2 separate regions of the Homo sapiens genome follow, and region 2 is linked to region 1. Evidence: chromatin loops called from intact Hi-C (ENCODE). Cell type or tissue: PC-3. All regions are shown on one strand. Links, peaks and the distances in the headings refer to the core of each region. The heading gives the core; the rest is flanking DNA.

The links. A loop is a pair of places that touch in the nucleus more often than their neighbours do. Peaks named below come from ENCODE experiments on the same cell type or tissue, not always from the same donor. Only the 100,000 strongest peaks of a DNase experiment are listed, where the experiment ranks them.
Region 2: a loop joins it to region 1, with 2.3 times the contacts of the local background. A loop is called at or near these places in 1 of 110 quality-filtered maps.

What each region holds. Positions count from the first base shown.
Region 1 is chr5:37,755,956-37,760,358 of GRCh38, forward strand. No RefSeq gene overlaps it. Among named protein-coding and RNA genes, the nearest start is that of GDNF-AS1, 82 kb to the right of the region's middle. RefSeq lists a silencer at 371-619. In PC-3, for the core only: CTCF peaks have their summits at 2,416 and 2,617; no DNase peak of the experiment used is centred there.
Region 2 is chr5:37,635,084-37,639,486 of GRCh38, forward strand. The region is part of intron 10 of WDR70 (WD repeat domain 70); the gene reads left to right. Among named protein-coding and RNA genes, the nearest start is that of GDNF-AS1, 200 kb to the right of the region's middle. In PC-3, for the core only: no CTCF peak of the experiment used is centred there; DNase peaks (open chromatin) are centred at 2,588 and 3,988; H3K27ac peaks cover 932 bases.

The DNA.
Region 1 (4,403 bases), core at 1-4,000:
TAGGCGGGATGTCTGTGAACTCCCTCAAATTTTATGCAGCATGCTTTGCTTATACTCGTACATTTTTCTGTGGAGAGAATCCATAAATTAGACTCAATTCGAGGATACTGGGTACAGCTAGTAATTCCTTCATCTCCCAGGATAACTGTCTAAAATTGGGCCATTCATACTTGAAAACCAGGACATAACTCTCACACATTCACACACACACAGTACCAAATAAAACCAACCCAACTAAAACCTTTCATACACTGTCTACCATTTAATCTTAGGCAATCAGTCATATTGCTTTGTAGTCAGACCTTAGTATTTATTCTTTGAAAGATTATGGCTTTCTGTCCCATTAAAAAAACAAGAGGTCAGCTTCACAGCCATATGAAGGCAGAAAAAAAAGTGTGAGCATTTTTCTTAATGTGATCTAAGAACAAATATGAGACTTGAGCCAACTTGAGACAAGCTTTAAAGAATCAACATGACTATCTCAGGCATGAGATAGTGTTTAATAATCAGTGAGTCAGATGGGGCAGGAGAAAGGCAAGGTGTACAGGTACACAAACAGCCTGGGTCAGTAGCCCCCCAGAGGTGATATGCCTCATTCATTTGTGAGACTTATTGTGAAGAGATCAAGAAGTTGGAGAGGGTTGTTTACAGACACATTTTGAAAACCATCTTTCTGGAATAAGGCACATGTAACTTTAATTTTTGATTAATACCCTCACCAAAGAAGAGAGAGGAGGACCAGGCCATGGGAGAAGTGCCTGAAGACAGGAGATCTTTGTGTGTGGGGTGTGCGTGTGTTGAAGTATGTAGCTGCAGGAGGAACTTTCAGGGCAAAGAGTGGAGAAACTGCCATTCTAAGTAGTTTTCTGAATTATCAGTTTATACTACTGTCTTCACATTTTTTAATAAAAGCATTTTAAAAGATACTTCACCTGCCCCCAGTAGTAATAATACTCTAATGAAACTTTTGGAAATGCTTATTTTTAATGGTAGATTAAAAATAGCCACCGGGCGCGGTGGCTCACGCCTGTAATCCCAGCACTTTGGGAGGCCGAGGCGGGTGGATCACGAGGTCAGGAGATCGAGACCATCCTGGCTAACACGGTGAAACCCCGTCTCTAATAAAAATACAAAAAATTAGCCGGACGTCGTGGCGGGTGCCTGTAGTCCCAGCTACTCGGGAGGCTGAGGCAGGAGAATGGCGTGAACCCGGGAGGCGGAGCTTGCAGTGAGCCAAGATCGCGCCACTGCACTCCAGCCTGGGCAACAGAGCGAGACTCCGTCTCAAAAAAAAAAAAAAAAAAAAAATAGCCACAAGCTCATTGACACTTCTCTCCCCTTAAATCTGAGCAGGCTTGGTGACATCTAGACCAACAGAACATGGCAGAAATGATGTTTTTCAAGTCACCAGGCCCAGACCTTAAGAGAATTGCACCTCCTTTCTTTCTCTTGGGACACTTGTTCTTGAATCCTGGCTGCCATGCTATGAGGAAGCCCAAGCAGCCCCATGGAGAGGCCCACTTGGAGAGGAATTAAGGCCCCTAGCCAACAACCCCAAAAGAGCTCCCACAGCTGTCAGCTGGAAGCAACATGTTATTGAGCCATCTTGGAAAACAGATCCTTCAGTTACAGTTGAGTCACATCAGCTCTTGTCACATGAAGCAGAGATGAGCCAATCCCAACAGTGCCCTGCCCAAACTGTGGATTAATGAACAAAATAAATGATTATTGTCATTTGAAGCTACTAAGTTGTGGGATTGTTTATTATACAGAAATGTGTAACTGCAACAACTTAAAAGATAAAATTATTCAACCATTCAATTTGTGCTAATTCAAATATTAGCACAAACAGTACTAATATTTTGATGAATTACCTTCAATTTTTTTCTTTTTTATATAGTTTTCAGATTTATTTTCTCTTCTCAAAAATAGAATTATTATATTTATGAACAATGTGTATTTTTCACTTATAAAATAAGCATGCAAATTTTCCATAATATAAACCTCATATATAATCTTAGTAGCTACATAGTAGCTCATTATATACATATATATTCTAAACTATTATCCTATTGGAAATACAGATTATTTTCAAATTTGCTATTATAAGCAATGCTGCTTTGGATAGTTTATGTTGAATTCTTTTCTTAGAATTGGTAAGTAACCCAAAATGGAATTATGCGGGGTCAAAAAGTATGACTCATTTGTTAGATAGGGCCATTGCAATCCTGATTATCAGTAGGTGCCCAATTGGAGAGGACAAAGATGATTCTGGGAAATATTTCTAGTTTACTGGGTTGAACAGTGTTCCCTTAAATTCATGTCCACTGTTAAAAAGCTTAGCTGAATTAAAAGAGTTTAATTGAGCAAAGAATGATTCATTAATCGTGCAGCCTCCCAAGCCAGAGTAGGCTTAGGAACTCCAGCGCAGCCATGTGGTAGAAGATTTATAGACAGGAAAAGGAAAGTAATGCACAGAAAATGGAAATGTACAGAAACAGCCGGATTGGTTATAGCTTGGTGAATGCCCTATTTGAACACAGGTTGAAGAGTTGGACATCTTTGGCCAAAACTTGGTGATTTGTACAAGAGTAGGCTACAGTCTGTATACAACTCCATATAGGTTATAGTTCATGATGTACAGAGAAATCTTTAGGCTGAACTTAAAATACGTAAGGAGGCAGCTTTAGGCTAAACTGGATTTAACCATTCCCTCCATTTGGTAACCCTCTCAATTTTGAGAGATTCACCAAAACTTTAGTCATTGATGTCCCTATCACCATTGTAAATGTACTTATTTGGTCTTGAAACCCACTGAGAAATAGCACAACAGTAGGTTGTGTAAGGCGAAAACAAAGACCTGAGGTTATTATTATTTTTTTTTTGTAAGGGTTAAAGTAGAGGGTACCTCCTTATGCTGGAACTTTCTGTTTACAGGAGAAAAACAAAACCCACCTGTTCTAGGATCTATGTGTTTCCTGAAGTCTTAGTTTGATTATGTCACATTTGGCATGAGTGACTCCATTTTAGTTTGGTCTGGTCTGTTGGGGCTTAGAGCATGAGCCCAGTCCAAAACAATGGCCTCCCATAACTTTGTTTAAAAATTACCCCCTTCTGGTCAGGTTCTCATATAAGAGTGTGACCCAAATTTAAGGCCTTAATGTCACTCTCAGTTATTTTTTTTTAATTTTTATTTTTTTTAGGCTGGGCGTGGTGGCTCACGCCTGTAATCCCAGCACTTTGGGAGGCCGAGGCGGGCGGATCACGAGGTCAGGAGTTCGAGACCAGCAGCCTGGCCAACATAGTGAAATCTTGTCTCTACTAAAAATTAGTCAGGCGTGGTGGCAGGCGCCTCTAGTCGCAGCTGCCTGGGAGGCTGAGGCAGGAGAATTGCTTGAACCCGGGAGGCAGAAGGTGCGGTGAGCTGCCGAGATCACGCCACTGCACTCCAGCCTGGGCAACAAGAGTGAAACTCCATCTCAAAAAAAAAAAAAATTATTTTTTGAGACGAAGTCTCACTCTGTCACCCAGGCTGGAGTGCAGTGGCATGATCTCGGCTCACTGCAACCTCTGGCTCCCGGGTTCAAGCAATTCCCTGCCTCAGTCTCCCATGTAGCTGGGATTACAGGCGCCTGCCACCATGCCTAGCTAATTTTTGTACTTTTAGTAACGATGGGGTTTCACCATCTTGGCCAGGCTGGTCTTGAACTCCTGACCTCATGATCCACCTGCCTCGGCCTCCTAAAGTGCTGGGATTACAGGTGTGAGCCACCGCGCCCAGCCCACTCTCAGTTATTGTACCATCATTTTGGGTTTCCTGTCTCAGCACGTAATTCATAGTTTATGATGTCCTCATGGTCACACATTTCTTTTAGCTCTTATCCAGTTGAAGAAAGATCATTTGACATTCTAAAGATGTCTGCATGCAAACATTTAGAACTGTTGAGAGAATACAGCACACCAGGGAGACTATTATGACTATGAGGAGGACAATACCAAGAGTTTGCAGTATGCGCCTTAGCCAGTGTCCCCATAAAGCAAACCACCTAAAATCAAATAAAGAAGGAGCTAGATAAATAATCTACTCACTTTAAGCAGTCTCTTTGTTAATCCCCTACCACTGAACTTCTATAATACCTGATGTGATGTGTTTCTCCATGGGCAACAAGAAGTGCCAGCAGCTGCACAGATATTTCTCTGTTTAGCCAATAAGTAATGTAGAGCAATTATATTATTTAGCATAACTTTCACAAGATAACCTAAAGTCCATTGTGTAACCACAGCCTTTACAGTAGAATCTGCCATAGAGCCTATCATGAGGGCTAAATTTCTAGTTATTGCCCCATTTACTCCAAACCATGAAAAAAACCACCTAACAAATGATGTCTTTCTAGAGCAGTGAA
Region 2 (4,403 bases), core at 318-4,317, 120 kb before region 1:
TTGTCTTTTCATGCCTTGACCCTGTGCCTCTTTTACCTATATTACTACTTTGCTTAGGACCTCTGGCCCATGTTTAACTAGCTTTCTTCCTGCCTTACTCAACTTTGGATCAAACTTCCTTCTGGATGCATATCCTTACTGAAATGGCACAGTTATCCTCAGTAGAGATGCATTTCTCAGTATGTGTGTGGACTGATTTTGATAAGGGTTAGGAGAGGATCCTGCACTGTGGTGTGGAAGAAGAGCACTGTACTAACTTTTGTGCCGCTGCTGCTTCAAAACTAGCTGTTTAAGGTAAAGTGCTTGACCTCTCCTTGCCTCAGTTTTCTGTTCTGTAAAATGAGTAGATTGGGCTAAAGGACCTCTAAAATTCTCCCTCCAGCTTCAAAAATTCTTTTTAAAATTTACATCTGCAGTATTTGACTCTGCAGAATTGGATTTGGTAGAATTGTGGTCACAAAAGAAAATTCCCAGTGAATTTTTAAAAATAGATAAATATTTGGTGTAGAAGTTAAATGGACAACTGAATCTCAGTGAGAAAAATTTCAGTAAAATTAAACTGAAAAGGAAAAAAAATTGGAAATGGTTCATTTGTGTAGTAAAGATAATTGACAAAGGAATTAAGTTACCCTGATTGAGCTCACTCTGGAATATATTTTCTCAGTGATTGATATGGTTTGGCTGTGTCCCCACCCAAATCTCATCTTGAATTGTAGTTCACATGATCCCCATGTGTCATGGGAGGGTGGGAGGTAATTTAATCATGCGCGCGGTTATCCTCATGCTGTTCCTGTGATAGTGAGTGAATTTTCACGAGATCTGATGGTTTTATAAGGGGCTTTCCCCCCTCTTCACACGGCACTTCTTGCTGCTGCCATGCAGGAAGGTTGTATTTGCTTCTTCTTCCTTCTGCCATGATTGTAAATTTCCTGAGGCCTCCCTAGCCCTGTGGAACTGTAAGTCAATTAAACCTCTTTCCTTTATAAATTACCCAGTCTCTGGTATGTCTTTATTAGCCACATGAGAATGGACTAATACAATGATATTAGTCAAGTTGGGATAATTTGTTTAACAAAACAATGGGGGCATGTCAGAAGGACACAGGAGCTAACTGGGAGGAGCTCCCTATGACCGAATCAGGGGCAAGTCTGTGAACTATAACCCATAGAATAAGTTAAATATCATGAATCCATACTGATAGAAATAATAAGTAGATAAGAAACAACTCTTCCTTACAGTATAATTCCAATTAATAAATGTAGAACGAATAATAGAAAATCACCATGAGGCAGATACCATAGTAACACTTATTGTAATCAGGAATCATTAATGGATGCTAAAATTAGTTGAGCAAAGCTCTGATGAGAAGCAGAATATTTACATAGTTTCAAGGTATTTCCTCACAAGATATTTATCAGCTACAAAGGGAGAATTAATAACTTTACACTGAAGAAACCTGCCAGATACCACCTTAACAGAGACATTAAAGATAACATCATCTGTAATAAGACATATTGACATCATATAAATCTTGATATGATGCATATGAAGGCATAACAACACTTCTGTCAGATTCTTACAAAAATGTGTAGCCTTAACCTAATAATGAGAAAACACCAGACAAACCCAACTTGAGAGGGAGTCTGTAAAATAACTGGCCACTAGTTTTCACATGTCAAAATCATGAGCTATCCTAGATTGGAGGCGACTAAGGAAATATGACAACTAAATGCAATGTGAGATCCTGTATTTGATGTGGACTAGAAAAAAAAGCACATTAGTAGGAAAACTGGTGAAATTGGAATGAGGTCTGTAGATTAGCTAATAGAATTCTATCAGTGTTACTCTTCTGTTTTTTTTGATAATTATATAATCTTGATAGATGTTAACATTAGGGGAAGCTGTGATATGGACCTCTCTAACATTTTTAACAACTTTTTGGTAAGTCTAAAATTGTTTTAAAATGAAGAATTTTAGGCCAGGCGTGGTAGCTCACGTATGTAATCCCACCACTTTGGGAGGCCGAAGTGGGCGTATCACTTGAGTTCAGGAGTTTGAGACCAGCCTGGCCAACATGGTGAAACCCTTTCTCTACTAAAAATACAAAAATTAGCCAGGCATGATGACAGGCACCTGTAATCCCAGCTACTGGGAGGCTGAGGCAGGAGAATCGCTTGAACCTGAGAGGCGAAGTTTGCAGTGAGCCAAGATCGCCTGGGCTACAGAGCGAGACTCTGTCTCAAAAAATAAATAAATTAAATAAATAAATAAATAAATAAATAAATAAATAAATAAAAGATTTATAAATAGTATTTTAATCTTAAACATGTTTTTGAAATACCCTTGTTGGTGTCAACATAGCAGGGTTAAGTCAGCTCACTTAAGCCCTCATCTCACACACCCACATGCTAACCTGAAAATGGCAAAATTAATAGATTTTGAAAATTTTGAAAGAGACAATTTTAGGACATCAAGAAGGTCTGTTTAATAAATGAAGGGGTAAACTTTTGGTCTTTAACATTCCTGAGGATTACTAAAAGCTTAAGAACATGCACAGGGAGCATATGTACGTATACATGACTCAGCTTTTGAGAGTCACCACCTGGAAGACAATCACGTCTCCCGATGCCATTAAATGGATTGTAGAGCACATAATTCTTGGAAGTGGAGCACAGTTCTCACTCCAAAAGCCAAGAATGGCAAATGCTCACTTTCCTGGCCTCTTTGTATTATGAGAATGCAGGTATGCAACCTAGATTTGGCCAATCAATTCCATGTACTCTGGGCTTTGATTCAGGAGCTAGTGAAAGGAGAGAATATATTCCTTTGTGGCAGCAGGAGTAGTGGCAACATCCAATTTTCAGGGGTAGCAATGCCACTGACGGTGTCACATCCAGCATTCTGGAGTGTCAGTGGTGTCCTCCAGCCTGGTTCTGAGTCTGGAATCTGGCTGGGATCCGGGATGTGCCAAGACTTCTGTATTCTCATATATTTTCTGAGCCTGATTATATAGCCTCTCCAGCAATTTCGGGATCTACTTTCCATTCTTTGCCTAATTTCACTTTATACTGCAGTTGAGAATGCCATCTGATCTGTATCCCTATACAAAAAGTTTAGATATTATTCCATTAAAATGAATTTATGTTGTAAGAGTTATTATGTATATTTTTCAGCACTTCAAGTTTTAATTTGCTTTTATATGTATTATATTGAGTTAATGAATTTAGTTAAGTCATTATAGTACAGTGGTTAATAGTGTGGACTTCGGAAGTATGCCTGGATTCAAATTCAGGCTCTGCTGCTTATTAGCTGATTGAGTTTTTATGGTTATAAAATGGGGGTAATAGCAGTACCTACCTCCGGACTTGTCAGGAGGACCAAATGCATACATGCACGCACATGCGCGCACATACACATAAAGAGCAGTACTTGGCAAGGTAGTAAGTTTTGTGTCTCAGTATTAGCAGTTATTATTTTGATTCTCATATCAGCTTAGAAGTTTATATGTTTGTTTTCTGGTTGATGTTAATATGTTAAGTTCTCAAACTCCCTTCATGTTAGCAATACCATTTCTTTTGGTGAACCTCTCTAGTATGTATTTTATAGAAGAAAGTTCACATTGATCTGAGATCAGAGATCAGATTTTGTTAATTGGTATATTACTGAATTAACTCTGTTATTGACAGTTACTGGGATCTGTACATCATCTGAGTTTTTGGCTGATTTGCTTAGAAGGAAAAGTAATAACTGACACCTCAGACTTCAGAAGGAGAAAGGTTTATTGTTTTCAAAAGCAAGACTACAATATTAGCTTCAATTATCTTTAGGTATTTCTAGAATAATTTAATATACCATGGTACTTAAAAGGAAACAAAAATGTATCTAACTTGATTAAATAGATTTTTTAAGCCTGAGGAGCAAAATTAGACTATTCACTGGCTGCCCAAGGGATGAGTAAATCAGAACAGTTAGAAGAAATGCAGAACGTAAAAACAAACCCAGAGTGAGTATTTATGTAAATAATGAACAGTAGCATCATTGTGTCAGAGCTTTGAAATTCTTTCCCTAGTTGCTTATTTGAGTATTATTCCTTTAAGAATTATAACAATATGATGGAAAAACCTGAGAAATTTCCTGACAATTTTACACATTCTGATCATGTGATTAAGACTCAGTGAAGCAGTTTTTGATTCTTTCCTGGTGGATATGGAAATTATTATCCATCTCTGAAGACTCGTCAAAACTTACCTCAAAGTTTTATTGTAGTCAGTTAGCAGTCTATAAAAGGAAAGACACAATTCACGCTGAAAATGCTGGTAAGACAGGAAGAAGTTTAAAAATTACTCTCTAAATACTTTTCCTGTCTCATTTGTTGATCCAGGAACTCTGATCTGTGAACCTTA